Linked DNA regions of Homo sapiens: regions 1, 2, 4 and 5 are each linked to region 3. Evidence: chromatin contacts called from ENCODE Hi-C or POLR2A ChIA-PET data. All regions are on one chromosome and are shown on one strand. The core of a region is the stretch at or near the end of the contact, and the rest is flanking DNA. Distances in the headings are between cores, read along the strand shown.

Region 1 (2,700 bases), core at 184-2,683, 370 kb before region 3:
CTACAGCCCACTTCTTTGGTATCCCTTCAGTCTGGGGCCAGAGGCCGCAGGGGCCCCAGAGGAGAAACTGGGTTGGCTCAGGTCAAGTCTTTGCTGGCCTCACGTAAACAAAACATCACAGGGAGAGCTGGGGCCCTAGGATTTTTCACCTTCCTCTTCTCCCACTGGGGAGTATGCCCTAAAGGCAGGTTAGCCTTCTGGTTAAGGCCATGGACTTGAGTCAGACCAGGGCTCAAACCACCTTATGAGCACCCAGTCCAGCCACCTTATGAGCGATGTTATCTTGAACAAATTCCACGTCCTCTCTGAGCCTCCGTTTTTCTATCTGTTAAACAAAGCTAATGATCCCTCCCCTCGAAATGTTGAGAGAATTACATGGAATGGGGTATGTCAGCGCTGAACGCAAAGTAAGCATCCGCTGAACGACTGCCATTGTTACTATCTTCATGTGGGAGAAGAATATTATTGTTCCAATTTTCTAAAATAGAAATTAGAGAAAGGAGGAGCCCTCTCAAGGTCTTACAACTAGAAAGTGGCAGAGCTGGGTGTGGAATTTACAACCCTTGGCTCTTGTTAGCGCTCCTCCCGCCACGCAATACTGGAAGGTGACAGCCCCAGGACTGGGGCCAGAGCAGCTCAGGAAAGCCTCCCCAAACCCTCAGCGACCTCAGACTCCTGTTCAAACCTACAGCCAGGCTGTAAGTCGGTGAACCCTCCCCTTCCTCCTGGGCCTCGACCCTACAAGCTCAGATGGCTCCAACCGCAGGGACAACTCCAAACCAACGAGAAACAATCAGGAGATGCAGGAGTCATGGAGCACGGGGGAACCCAGCCAAGAAGTGCAAACCAATCTCCAGCCAGCGGCCACCTCGGCTCACACAGGCCCACCCAATCCTCCGCACCGCAGACAGACCCAGCCCCCTTCAGGCCCGCTGACCCTGCGACTCCTAAGCTGGTGACTCAGTTTCTCTTCTGCCAAGCAGGACTCAGACACATTTTCCCGGTGCACCTGCCTCCTGGCTCAGTTCTGATATTTCCCGAAGGGCGGGAGGTGGAGGGTGCAGGCTCCGCTCTCGGCTCGGACCCTCCGGGCCCGGTGGTCCATATACTCCGATCCGACCCTACTCCCTGGACACCCCCCAGCCGCCCATTTTCCGGGGCCGCATCCACCTCGGGACCAGCCCTGTCTGCTGCACTCTCCGGGGCCGAGTGCCTCTCCAGCCCCCGGCCCTCCACGCCCACCCCCACCCAGGAATCCTCTCGGGCGCCAGGGCCGGGTCGCGGAGAGGGAAAAGGTACTTGAAGAGGGGGGTTCCGGTTCCGGTCCCACCTGCATCTCGGTCCCCGAGGTTAGCTCCGGCGGCGGCGGCGGCGGCGGCGGCTCCCGCTCCCTGCGCCCCCACCCACTACGCGACGAGCGCCCAGCCCGGTTCCGCGCAGGCGTCAGGACCCCCTTTCCCGTCGCTGAAGGAAGAGACCATAGAGAACAGCGGCGGGAGGGAAGGGCACCTTCATACTTACTTCCGCCATCCTCCCACTCGGCGCCGACCCCAGGAGACCGAAGACGGTGTGAATCTCGTAGGGCTTCAGTGCCTTCTCCAGTTGCACCTAAAAGCGACCACAGACGCAGCGGGGGAAGTGCTTGGATCCCACCAGAGCGTCCTCCCGGAGGAAATTCGGGACAAAGGGGCGATGTCGACCATAGAGAACCGGCCTTAGGGGATAGAGTCCCAGGGCCCGGCTGAGGGCTAGAGTAGCCGCCGAGCACCGGAAACCAGCGAGATGATGAGGCTGTGTGAACGGCCCGCTGCAGCCTAGAGCGCCGGCCCCGCTGTGGAGGGGCACGCGGACAACGCCACCAAGGAGCTGAGCGAGGAAAGAAGCGGGTGACCTTGGGGAGGCCCTGCGGGGAGGCGGAGCCTGAACTTACGACCTTGGTTTATCTGAGGAAAGGGGCAGGCGGTCCAGGAGTTTGCATCTCTGAGGCTGGAGATGAAGATGGTGGTAGTGGTGGGGGAGGGGGTGGGTAGAAATAATGAGGTCAGGGCCGGGCGCAGTGGCTCATGCCTGTAATCCCAGCACTTCGGAAGGCCGAGGCAGGTGGATCACCTGAGGTCAGGAGTTCGAGACCAGCCTGGCCAACATGGTGAAACCCCGTCTCTACTAAAAATACAAAAATTAGCCGGGCATGGTGGCGCGCGCCTGTAGTCCCAGTCCCTCCGGAGGCAGAGGCAAGAGAATAGCTTGAATCCGGAAGGCAGAGATTGCGGTGAGCCGAGATGGCGCCACGGCACTCCAGCCCAGGCAACAGAACTAGAATCCCTATTTTAAAAATAGAAAAAAAAAAAATGAGGTCAGGGCCGGGAGCGCTGGCTCACGCCTGTAATCCCAGCCCTTTGGGAGGCCGAGGCGGGCGGATGGCTTGAGGTCAGGAGTTTGAGACCAGCCTGACCAACATGGTGAAACCCCGTCTGTACTAAAAATACAAAAAATTTAGCCGGGCGTGGTGGCAGGCGCCTGTAATCCCAGCCCCTTGGGAGACCGAGGCAGGAGAACAGCTTGAACCCGGGAGGCAGAGGTTGCGGTGAGCCGAGATGGCGCCACGGCACTCCAGCGCGGGCAACAGAGCTAGACTCCCTATCAAAAAAAAAAAAAAAAAAAAAGAATTGAGGTCAAGGCCGGACGCAGTGGCTCACGCCT
Region 2 (2,700 bases), core at 168-2,667, 390 kb before region 3:
CTATTGAATTCCTACTGTGTGCCAGGAACATGCATCATCTTAGTCGATTTCACACTGGATTGCTAGCCCCATTTTATGGATGAAGAAACTGAGGCTCAGAGGGATGAAGGAACTTGCTCAGGGTCACATAGCCAGGAAGTGACAGTGGGTCACAGTCTCCCACCTCTTCCCCACACTCCATCCCATTCCAGACCAGGGGATAGGACCAGAGGAAGAGGCAAGTATGGGGGAGGTGATGGAGGAGGAGGAGACTGGAGGGAGGGTTGGCCTCTTCTTCACTGTTGGGACATGAAGGGGTAAGGAAGGGTCAACGCTAACCTGCCAAACCCCCACGATGGCATTGGCAATGAGGATCAAGAGGATGACAAAGGGTTCAACAAAGGCAGTGATGGTCTCTTCACCTTCCTCAAACCAGGCCAGCACCTGGGGAGCAGGGGAAAGGAGAATGACAGGTAATGAGGCCCCAAAACAGATGGAGAAAGGAAGTGGACCACTGCAAAGGGGAGAACTGTGCAGGAGAGTGCAGGAGCCAGCAGGAGGGCCGGGCACCGTCGGGGCGCTGTGGCCCCACATCCGTCTGAGGGTCTGTCCATCCACTGCAGGTCCTGCCACCGCCTTACTCAGCGGGATGGGCGCGCACAGACTTGCACCACTTGGGGGATTAGCTGGGAATGCTTTCAGGTTTCCCTGACCAAGCTGCTGGCTTAGAAGCGAAGCTCAGGCCAACCCCCCGCACAGCCACATCCATCCCACGGGAGCCAAAACCCGAGAGGAAAAACCCTGTGGTCTTCGCAGGCGGTCTGGCCCCCGCAGCCCTCCCCCTCGGCCAAGGCAGGGAAGCTCCGGTTTCACGAGGGAGCCGGAGCGGGGATAGGGTTACGGGGCCTCCTGCGCGCGCCCCGCCCCAGCTGTTGCCACCGCCAGGCAGCAGGCAAATGTCAAGGAGCAAATCTGAGAAGGGAGAGGAGAGGCCCTGCCAGCTTGTGCTTAACGCGACGGGGCCTGCGTTCGGAGACCAAGGCACAGGGAGGCTTTCGTTGCCTCCAGAGTCCCCAGCGAGGCTCACATGCTGCGGAAGAACCCGCGACATGCAGATGGACCGCGGGATGGGGAGTAGCCCCCAGGGCGGGAGAGGAGGCAGAGCCCTGGAGATGCCCTGCGGGGGTGGGGGTGCCTAGGGAGCGCGGGGAAGGGCTAAGGCCAGGCTGGGCGGGTAATGAGGGATGCCAGTGCCCTCCCTGACCGGGCGCCGGGCTCCTTGGAGTCATCATCACACCGCCGCGCTTTCCCGCCACTAGGAGCGAGTCCTCCCCTCGACCAATCAGCGTCAGGAGGCTGGGGAGGGCGGGGCAGGGGCGCCGACGGGCGCGGGGATTGGTGGAGCGGCCGTCCGCCCGGCGCATGCCGGGAGTGGCAGTGGCCCCCCGCGCCGCAGCCGGCATCGCGGCGGGACCCGGAGCCCGGAGTTCGGGTGGGTAACCCGAGCTCTCCAAGCTCTTGAAGCCGCGAGGGTGGCTTAGCTTCGGTGTTTTGGCTGAGAACACCCTTAAAGCTTAAAATAAAACCTGCCTCTGGGGTGCAGGGGAGGAGAGAGGAGGACGCGAATCACACCCGCTGCTGCGCGCCAGCCCGCCCCGTCTGTACAATGGGATGCTCGGGACTCGGACGGGAGGATCCAGTGACTGCGAGCCCCGCATTCGCCCGATCCCAGCCTCACACCCCCAGCCAGCCCCCAGAGACCCTCCCACACTTACGAAGGAAATGCATGCGGCCAGGAGGAGAATCCGCACCAGGAGGTCTTCAAACTGCTCTATCACCAGCTCCCACAGGGTCTTCCCTGGGGGAGGAGGCAAGGGGAGGGCCCCGGGTTAAGGTCTAGTGGGTGAAGGTCTGGGATGGAGCGCCCTGGACTCCGGCCTGCAGTGGGGAGGCTCTAGGGTGGTGGGCAGACAGCTTGGTGCCCAGAGAAGGGCTAAGAAGCTCGCCTGGAGTCCAGAAACAGACTCGGCAAAGTGGGGGGCAGTTCAAGGGTTGGCTGCTTCAAGGAGAAAGCGCCTGGGAGACTTCTGCCCCGGACAGGACTCTAACCTTTAGGGAGGGAGATTTGCCTTTTGGGAAGGGATATTTGCTCAAAGAATCTAAAGAGGCAGGGAGGAGGGAGTGGGACAGGGCGGGGTGGGGGGTGGTCATTTATGAGAGTTCAGGGATTCCAGTAACTTACCTTCCTCAGCAGGGAGCTCTACCCAGGAAAAAGAAGAAAAGGACAGATTCATTTGGGGTTCAGCCTCATGCCCCCCACACCCAAGACTTTGTGGCTAAGAGAATCAGGCCACCTTGAGGTTCATCAAGTTCATCCCATTAAAACCTCCCAAAACTCTGGATCTCGGGACTCTGTTTTCTCAGTATCTTCTTCCCCCTGCGAGCATTGGACAACGGCCCAGCTCTTCCTTAAGAAACCCTGAAGGGAGAAACGCGTGCATGCGTGTGCGTGTGTTTTGGGGGTGCAGGAGGGCATTAATTACCAGCCGCTCTTCCAAGGGACACTTACCATTGAGGCCGTATTTCTCCAGATTCCGCTTAACTTGGTCCGGGGTGAGGCCCGTGGTCTCACTCACCCCAAAATAGGCCAAACATTCCTCCGTGGTTTTAGCATGAGCGGCCTCCATTGTGCTCCCTTCCTGGGGGCCGGGGCCGGTGTGT
Region 3 (2,700 bases), core at 88-2,587:
GCTGTCTCAGCCTCCTCCCCGCCTGAGATTGTCCTGGCTTCCTCCCCATCTAAAATTGCCCTGGCCTCTTCCCTACCTGGGGTTGTCCTGGCCTCCTCTCTGCCTAAGATTCCCCAGTCCTCAGGCTCTGCCCCTGGGCCCCACGTCCCCCATGCCCTAGTGCTTTCACAGGCCTTCTCCACCACTACCACCTCTTCTCCTTTCCCAGCCCCTTCGGCCCCAGGCTCCTCAGTTTCCCCTGCATCTGCCTCCCTGACCCCCTGCTCCATCTCCCGGTTGTCCCCTGCCGCCTTTGGCCCAACAGCACCAGCCTTCCCCTCCGTCTCCCCATGCCAGGTCCACTCTGACTCCGCCCCTCTGGCCATCCCTGGCTCTCTTGCCCTGACCTCTTCCTCCTCCTCCTCCTGTTCCCAGCTTCTCAGCCTCTCTTCTCTGTTCACTTCCTGCTCATGGGACTCCTGCCTCTCCTGGGCTTGGCCGCTCCTGTCTTGGCAAGCCCCAGACCCTGCCTTGGATTTCTTTCTGGCCTCCAAGTGGGCGCTTGGCTCCTGGCACCTGGCAGCCTTGGCTGTCTCCCCAGCCCCACTGTCCTGCCTCTCTGCTTGGGACCCATGGGAGCTGCCATCTCCCCAGCCCCAGGTCTGTTCTACAGCTGAGCTCCCCACTTCATGTCTTCTGTCATCTCCAGGCCCTCTCAGCCTTCCAGCCCCCTCGTTTTGGCTGCCTCTAAGGCCCTCCAGGTCCTCCTGGGCTTCCTCCTCTACAATCTTCCCTGTCTTTCCCACCGCCACCACCCCCAGTTCCTCAGCCGCCTGCGCCTCCCGCTCTACAGTGGGGACTGCATCTCCCAGGAGGTAGGAGACAAAGGTGCCGAGGGAATCCTAGGAAAAAAGAGAGAGAGAGGGGAGAGTCATTGAGGAGAGTCCCAGCCCTTTCCCTGGGGGCCCTGGCTGGAGGAGCCCAGGTTAAGGAAGAGGGTACTGGGATCTGAAAGGAGAAGAAGAGGATTTGCAGAAGGAGCCAGAAGGGGCATCGATTAGGGGTACGAGGACGCATGGTTGGAGGTGGGGACTGAAATTCAGAAAATATTAGGCCAGGAGTCTGCCTGAACCTGAGAAAGCAATCTCCAGTTTGAGGAGATCAGAAGGAGGAGGGGAAAGGTGAGGCCCCAGGGGAGGTGCCCGGAAGTGAGGCCCCAGGGAATGGGGTGCAAGTATCTGGCAGCTGTCTGCCCTTCTCACCAGTGCCCCCCTCAAGGCCTGGTGCAGCCCAGGGAGGTATAGCCGGAGGAAGTCCATCCTGTCTGTCTCTGTCTGTGTGTCCAGAAAGCTGATAATGACCGTCCCCACCCACCAAGACAAGCCAACCTTCCCCAGGACCAAAGGCACTTCCTCTTCCCCTGTCTCCCTGATGCGTCCCCACCCCAGGCCCTGCCCACGGCCCCTGATGCCCACAGTAGCCCCCACTGCAGCCCGGGAAATGGGTGTACATCACACAGGGGACTCAGGTGCACATTTGGAAATAAAGGACAAGCAAGAGGCCAGAAAGGACAAAGTGGGAGCAGGAGACCTTAGAACTGGGGAGGGGGAGAGGGAGGGGACATGTGGCAACAGCAGCTCAAGTGACTCAGGTCTCGTATCCGCACCTCAGCCATTTCTGCCTCCCCTACAAGCCACAGCCACTCTGCAAGAGGAAGCTGGGGTTTGTGGTTCCTGTTTTGCCTGGGAAGAAAGAGTAGCAGTGAAGAGGGGGCTGGTGGGAGCTCTGACACATTTCGGCGTCATTAATGCTTCCCCCAGGGGCGGAAGGGGCCGGATTGGTGGCTCTGGGGTGCATCCCCTCACCTATGATTAGGCTTGCAAAAAAGAACTTGGCTAAACTTTATATTGTGGATATCTGTGTCTGCCTCCCACCTTCCTGTGACTTCCTTGATGGCAGATGCCATGTATGAAACGCTGCTGAATTTCTAGAGCCCTGCACGTTAGTAGGATTCCATTTTCCATCAGCTGAGTGACCTGGGAGGCACACTAGAGAGGGCACATTTCTTTTCTTTTCTTTTCTTTTTTTTTTTGAGACAGTCTCACTCTGTCACCCAGGCTGGAGTGTAGTGGCGCAGTCTCAGCTCACTGCAACCTCTGCCTCCTGGGTTCAAGTGATTCTCCTGCCTCAGCCTCCCGAGTAGCTGGGATTACAGGTGCGTGCCACCACACCTGGTTAATTTTTGTATCTTTAGTAGAGACAGGGTTTCACCATGTTAGCCAGGCTGGTTTCGAACTCCTGACCTCAGGTGATCTGCCCACCTTGGCCTCCCAAAGTGCTGGGATGACAGGCATGAGCCACCACACCCAGACGAGAGGGCACATTTCCAACTGCATTCTGAAGGCCTGGTGGTGAGAAAGAGCATATAGAGGTGGCACAGCCCATAGCAGAGATGAGGCCAAGGACAAGAAGAGAATGCAGGATGCCGCTTTCCACCTAGAAGAAGGTAAGGGTATGATTCCTTATTTGGAACTACATAAAGTGACCTTGCTCTACTTCTCTTCCCCATACCCTCCTTCTCCCCTCCCCAGCCCCACTTTCCTATTCCAATTAGGGCAATTCTATGAAATCACAGCATCAGAATCTTAGGCCTTAAAATCATTTAGTCTGGCCAGGTGCAGTGGCTCACGCCTGTAGTCCTAGCACTTTGGGAAGCCAAGG
Region 4 (2,700 bases), core at 92-2,591, 310 kb after region 3:
TTCAGTGTGTCGCAGTTCAGGTGTCATTGCAGAGCCATCATTCTGTGACCTCAGTGTGGGAGGAACGTGGCCCTGTGTTCTGTGTAGTGAGTGCACTTGTGTGTGTTGGTTGGTGTGCACACGCTTATGAATCAAGTCTGATTCAGCCTCTGTAATTGGTACTGAGAAGTGCTGGTTTTTCCTCAGAGATGAAAATTTGTTCCTCAGTCTTCACAAAGTCAATCACCCGACGGAGGCCGCTGGTATACTACAGTTTGACATGTGACACATTTGAGTGTGGGCTTGTTGTTTTAAAATGCAGTTTTTATAGTCAGGTCTCAGTCCATGGTTGATGGAGAGGATATGGGGAAGGGAGATAGGTGGGAAGAAAGAAGTTAAGAGATAATTAAATAATCACAACTGCTGCTGGCTCTTGATTATGTCTGGGGTAGAATTATACCAGTGATGACTCAAAAATGGTTTGGGAATGGTTACCTTTTTGCAGGCAGGTTGTGTGAAGGAGTGTTAACTCAAGGTCATTCCTGCGACTCCTACTTGAGTAAGAATAAAGGAAGTGGGTTTTGGGGCTCCATATGAACCCCAAAGGGAGGGGATGGGTACTGGGGGCCTTGAGCTGCCTCTCCTCTCATTTCCAACCTGAGCAGTTCTGCTGAGAGTCTGGCTCTCACTGTGGGCCTGTGGTTTACAGGAGCTAATTTTGAATCCCTAGTTAGCTTGGCTCTCAGCTGCACTTTAATCTCTGTTGGCTGCTCACGTGAGATTGAGAATTGACTGTATGACTCCTGGAATGCCTTCAAAAACCTCCAAGAATCCATGGCCAGTTGCAGTGAATGACTCACACTTGTAGTCCCATTGCTTTGGGTGGCTGGGATGGGAAGATCGCTTGAGCCCAGGAATTCAAGGCTGCAGTGAGCTATGATTGCACCACTATACTCCAGCCTGGGCAAACAGAGACCCTGTCTCTTAAAAAAAAAAAAACCACTCTCCCTGGTTACCCCCCAAACCCCTGAGAATCCATGAAGCTGTTTGATATAAGTGCTGTGAATCAAAATATGACAAATTATTCAGACACAGGGGAAATGTATCAGGGATGAATAGTCTATGAGGAGTTCTGGCCTTCTTGAATCTCTCTGCTCTGCCCATTCAGGAAGGGCCAGGGGCTAATTTGCTTTCAATCATTATTCCAGAGTTGAATTTTGAATTTCCCCTTTTCTTAGCATACATAATTGAAAATCAGCTGCACAGTAGCATGAATTTATAGAGGATGCAACAACAACGTTGGGTTTTGAGCCAGCTGGGAAATTCCCTTCAGTTTTTTCTGGCATATACCATGCATTTGAAGAATGTTGAACCAAGATTTTGAGGAAGTAAATTGCTCTTGCTGTTGAATGTGACCTAGAAGGAACTGAGGAACAGTGGAACTGAAGATGCAGCTTATTGATTTTTTTTCAAATTCCTTTGTTAGGCATCTGAAGAAGCCTCTCTCAGGGCATTGGAAAGTCTGATGACAGAATTTTTTCACGATTGTACAACCAATGAAAGAAAACGTGAGATAGGTAAGTGGAGCATTGACTTGTAAAGAGGAATTTATAATGAGGAGGCCCTGGTAGGGAGGAAGGAGTTGTTCGTAGCCGTGACTGGTCAAGTCTGCGTGCTTTCCACTTGAATTCTTGCTCTTTTCGCTCTGGTTCTGTTGGCTGGTGGCTGGGGAAACCCCTCCACTTGACCAAAGGAAAGAAAATCCATCACTGTGGATCTTAATTTCAGCAATGTTGTTGAACTTTCATATAAGAAGCCTGCGACTTTTTGGTGGGGGCGTCTAGGGTGGGGTGGGACAGGGTCTTGCTATGTTGCCCAGGCTGGTCTTGAACTCCTGGCCTCAAGTGATCCTTCCATCTCAGCCTCCTGAATAGCTGGGATTATAAGCGGGAGCCACTGCACCTGGATGGTTATTTAAAGAGAAACAGTAACAACTCAGGAAAGTGTCAAAATGAACATGTTTTGCTGTGCAGACGTCTGATCTGAACCTAATAGTGCCCAGAAATCCCATAACTGGTATTACTTTTGGGGGCTTCCCACTGCCTGGGCAATGTAAGATCCTGTCTCAAAAAAAAATTTTTTTGTTTTGTTTTTGAGACGGCGTCTCATTCTGTTGCCCAGGCTGGAGTTCATGGGGCGATCTCGGCTCACTGCAACCTCCGCCTCCTGGGTTCAAGCGATTCTCCTGTCTCAGCCTCCCGAGTTGCTGGGATTACAGGTGCCCACCACCACCCCCGGCTAATTTTTTGTATTTTTAGTAGAGACGGGGTTTCACCGTATTAGCCAGGTGGGTCTTGAACTGACCTCAAGAGATCTGCCCACCTCGGCCTCCCAAAGTGCTGGGATTACAGGTGTGAGCCACCGTGCCTGGCCATTAGTCTTCGATATTCTGACACTCTACTGTATTCTTTGAAGTCTTGTTTTAGATTATAATTGAAATGCTTTTGATTCTTTTAATTTTTGGTTTGTAAATCAAATATTTCTCACCTTCTATTTCATGAATTAAACGTAGAACCTTCTGAACATGTTCATATTCTAATCTGATCTTAAAAGAGATTTAAGTAGCCAAATGCTCCAGATGCCAAATTTGAGTGCAGGCTGAGGGGAATCCAGGGGTTTGTTTCTATACAGTAGGCTTGTCTTAGTTCAGTTCTCTTTGTA
Region 5 (2,700 bases), core at 71-2,570, 350 kb after region 3:
ACAAAGAACATGTGTTAGTCCAGTGGGCTGCACAAAGAAAATATTTCAACTTCAGCTTATAATTTTTTCTGTAACCCTTAACATTCACCACTCCAGACTATGAGAGACTCTTAATATATCAGAGATATGCTGTTTTGCAGGAGCAGCTGCTGAAGAACACTGGCTTCTGGTGATGACCACATTTATGTTAACTAAGAGCATGCACATGTGATCAAATGTTTGTCAACTGATAAAATATACCAGAGAGAAGTTGGGATGTTCTGGAATCATATTTCAGAAGCAACTAATCTTGCAGGAAGTAGTCAAAAATGTTTTCTTGCTGTCTTAAATGGGAAATGTAGGTGTGGTTAAGTCACAAAGGCAGCACTCATTTCCTGTCCCCTGTGGTTTAAAGGTTTTGCATCATTCATCACAACAAAGTGGTAAGCATTGTAGGCTACAAATTTAGAAGCACAAATATACATAGATTTATTTTTGGTCCTAGGAGCTTGGAAATTGGAGCTCTGCATGCTCACTTGCCTGGTCAGGAGCGCAGTGGCGCGATCTTGGCTCGCTGCAAGCTCCGCCTCCTGGGTTTACACCATTCTCCTGCCTCAGCCTTCCGAGTAGCTGGGACTACAGGTGCCCGCCACCACGCCCGGCTAATTTTTTGTATTTTTATTAGAGACGGGGTTTCACCGTGTTAGCCAGGGTGGTCTCGATCTCCTGACCTCATGATCCACCCGCCTCGGCCTCCCAAAGTGCTGGGATTACAGGTGTGAGAGGAATTTCTTGATGAGAGACTGTGGGGACTTGAGAGAGCCTGAGCCCCAGTGTTAATGGGGTAAATGTTCTGTAGCCATTCCTGCAGAGTGGAATGGCCGATGGGGTAGATCATCCTGATCTGTATTTTGAGGTGGTGGCATGGAAAGGCCCGGATTTTCCTTTCCCTTTCCTTGTTTGTGCTTTTGGATGGTTGTGCCTTCCTCACAGATTGTTGAGAAAGTGGGATGAACTAATGAGCGTAAAGTGCCTTGGCTGACAGTAGGTGCTCAGCAAATAAGCATTGGTTCACCTCCCCTTTCTCTCTCACTTCCGGCTCTTTGTGCTTGTCAATGTGAAGGGAGTCACCTGTGTAGAAACTTATTTTTACAGGAAGGTGAAGAAACCTGAGTGTGTGAAGCAACCTAAAGTCATTGTGTCATGTTCTGTGAGCCTCTTTGTGACTAGACTTCTGGCAAGTGCTGGCCACAAACCAACGTAGGGATTCTGGTGACATTAGATAGGACTGTAAACAAATGTGAGTGAGGGTGAGAAAAACTGCTCCTTGCTTTTTGGAGTGGGTGAACCTGCTTAATAAAGAGGAAGTGCCACTGTTACACATGACATTGTGGTGCAATAAAGGTGTGAACTAGGTTTAGATCAGAGCTCTAGCAGCTTTCTAGTTCTTGCTCTTGACTGCCCCACAGGGCAAGTGAATAGAGTCTTAGTTGCTTTATTGAGTTGAAAAAGCTATCCAGGAATATGCTTCAATCCTTTGTATTTACCTGACTTGGAATTTTGTCTGTTTATCACCTGTGTGTTTTTCATTCATTTCTTTGTTCATTTGTTCTTTATTCATATATATTTTATTGAGCACCTACTATGTAGTTGCCTTAACATGTATAATTTTATTTAACTCTCAGAACTTGAGGCTTATAGGCTTATCTCTGTGGTGTATATAAGCATTTAATGCTGTAAATTTCCTTCTAAGCCCTGCTTTAGCTTTATCCCTCAAAAAAAATTTTTTTTTTTTTTTTTGAGACGGGGTCTCACTCTGTCACCAGGCTGGAGTGCAGTGGCGTGATCTTGGCTCACTGCAACCTCTGCTTCCCGGGTTCAAGCAATTCTCCTGCCCCAGCCTCCCGAGTAGCTGGGATTACAGGCACAAACCACCACACTCAGCTAATTTTTGTATTTTCAGTAGAGACAGGGTTTCACCATGTTGGTCAGGTTGGTCTCAATCTCATGACCTTGTGATCCGCCCGCCTTGGCCTCCCAAAGTGCTGGGATTACAGGCGTGAGCCACCACGCCCGGCTATCCTTCAAATTTTAATGTTACATTTTAATTTTCATTTGATTTAAAATATTTTCTAATTTCTTTGGAGATTTCCTGTTTAGTTTCCGAATATTTGGGGATTTTCCATATACCTTTTTGTTATTGTTTTCTAGTTTAATTTGTACATGTCTTTTTTTTTTTTTTTTTGAGATGGGGTCTTGCTCTGTCACCCAGGCTGGAGTGCAATGGTGTGATCTCGGCTCACTGCAACCTCCACCTCCCAGGTTCAAGCGATTCTCCTGCCTCAGCCTCCCAAGTAGCTGGGATTACAGGTGCCCGCCACCACGCCTGGCTAATTTTTGTATTTTTAGTAGAGACAGGGTTTTGCCACGTTGGCCAGGCTGGTCTGGAACTCCTGACCTCAGGTGATCCGCCTGCCTTGGCCTCCCAAAGTGCTGGGATTACAGGCGTGAGCCACTGCGCCCAGCCTGTACATGTTGTCTTTATCCTACTTATTCTATCAGTTACTGAGAGGGGGGTGAATTCTCCAAAAATAATTTTGGATTTGTCTGTCTCCTTTTAGTTTGATCAGTTTTTGCTTCATTTATTTTGAGACTCTGTTAGTTGCATACACATTTAGTTTTCTTTTCCAGTGTGTCTATTGAGTGTTGGACCACATTTCT

The links. Hi-C counts contacts between places; a loop is a spot of excess contacts on that map. ChIA-PET counts read pairs that join two places held with the same protein, here RNA polymerase II (POLR2A). Pooled maps may share reads with other maps.
Region 1: a map of CD8-positive, alpha-beta T cell shows a loop between it and region 3 (6-fold over the local background). The contact joins the promoter of SH2B1 here to the promoter of APOBR in region 3. A Hi-C loop is called at or near these places in 1 of 168 maps with a recorded cell type or tissue (CD8-positive, alpha-beta T cell), 1 of 37 single-sample maps with no recorded cell type and 8 of 50 pooled maps. POLR2A ChIA-PET finds 5 or more read pairs at or near these places in 5 of 52 experiments (CD8-positive, alpha-beta T cell, GM10248, GM12878 and 2 more).
Region 2: a pooled map shows a loop between it and region 3 (8-fold over the local background). The contact joins the promoter of ATP2A1-AS1 here to the promoter of APOBR in region 3. A Hi-C loop is called at or near these places in 6 of 50 pooled maps.
Region 4: a pooled map shows a loop between it and region 3 (4-fold over the local background). The contact joins the enhancer-like site here to the promoter of APOBR in region 3. A Hi-C loop is called at or near these places in 5 of 37 single-sample maps with no recorded cell type and 8 of 50 pooled maps. POLR2A ChIA-PET finds 5 or more read pairs at or near these places in 1 of 52 experiments (naive thymus-derived CD8-positive, alpha-beta T cell).
Region 5: a map of CD4-positive, alpha-beta T cell shows a loop between it and region 3 (17-fold over the local background). The contact joins the enhancer-like site here to the promoter of APOBR in region 3. A Hi-C loop is called at or near these places in 4 of 168 maps with a recorded cell type or tissue (CD4-positive, alpha-beta T cell, CD8-positive, alpha-beta T cell, naive thymus-derived CD4-positive, alpha-beta T cell and 1 more), 4 of 37 single-sample maps with no recorded cell type and 12 of 50 pooled maps. POLR2A ChIA-PET finds 5 or more read pairs at or near these places in 3 of 52 experiments (CD4-positive, alpha-beta T cell, activated CD4-positive, alpha-beta T cell and naive thymus-derived CD8-positive, alpha-beta T cell).

Annotation. Positions count from the first base shown.
Region 1 is chr16:28,862,576-28,865,275 of GRCh38, reverse strand. It overlaps SH2B1 (SH2B adaptor protein 1), which reads right to left and starts at 1,433. Exons shown (of 8, transcript NM_001387430.1): 1 at 1-1,433. RefSeq lists a silencer at 1,219-1,378 and enhancers at 1,489-1,848, 1,491-1,996, 1,714-2,008, 2,289-2,358.
Region 2 is chr16:28,878,638-28,881,337 of GRCh38, reverse strand. It overlaps ATP2A1-AS1 (ATP2A1 antisense RNA 1), which reads left to right and starts at 1,417. Exons shown (of 2, transcript NR_046290.1): 1 at 1,417-1,796; 2 at 2,234-2,381. It overlaps ATP2A1 (ATPase sarcoplasmic/endoplasmic reticulum Ca2+ transporting 1), which reads right to left. Exons shown (of 23, transcript NM_004320.6): 1 at 2,549-2,700; 2 at 2,222-2,239; 3 at 1,755-1,837; 4 at 319-423. The coding sequence starts at 2,666. RefSeq lists silencers at 1,201-1,550, 1,571-1,620 and an enhancer at 1,691-2,464.
Region 3 is chr16:28,493,280-28,495,979 of GRCh38, reverse strand. APOBR (apolipoprotein B receptor) reads right to left here and starts at 1,337. Exons shown (of 4, transcript NM_018690.4): 1 at 1,242-1,337; 2 at 1-881. The coding sequence starts at 1,298.
Region 4 is chr16:28,179,797-28,182,496 of GRCh38, reverse strand. XPO6 (exportin 6) reads left to right here. Exons shown (of 24, transcript NM_015171.4): 2 at 1,466-1,556. Among named protein-coding and RNA genes, the nearest start is that of XPO6, 31 kb to the left of the region's middle. Within about 2 kb of position 1,341, at least 16 of the 41 ENCODE cell types and tissues checked have a DNase peak (open chromatin) inside an H3K27ac peak, as active enhancers do.
Region 5 is chr16:28,139,756-28,142,455 of GRCh38, reverse strand. The region is part of intron 9 of XPO6 (exportin 6); the gene reads left to right. Among named protein-coding and RNA genes, the nearest start is that of XPO6, 71 kb to the left of the region's middle. RefSeq lists an enhancer at 781-830. Within about 2 kb of position 1,320, at least 14 of the 41 ENCODE cell types and tissues checked have a DNase peak (open chromatin) inside an H3K27ac peak, as active enhancers do; they include CD4-positive, alpha-beta T cell, CD8-positive, alpha-beta T cell and natural killer cell, where a contact is called at or near this core.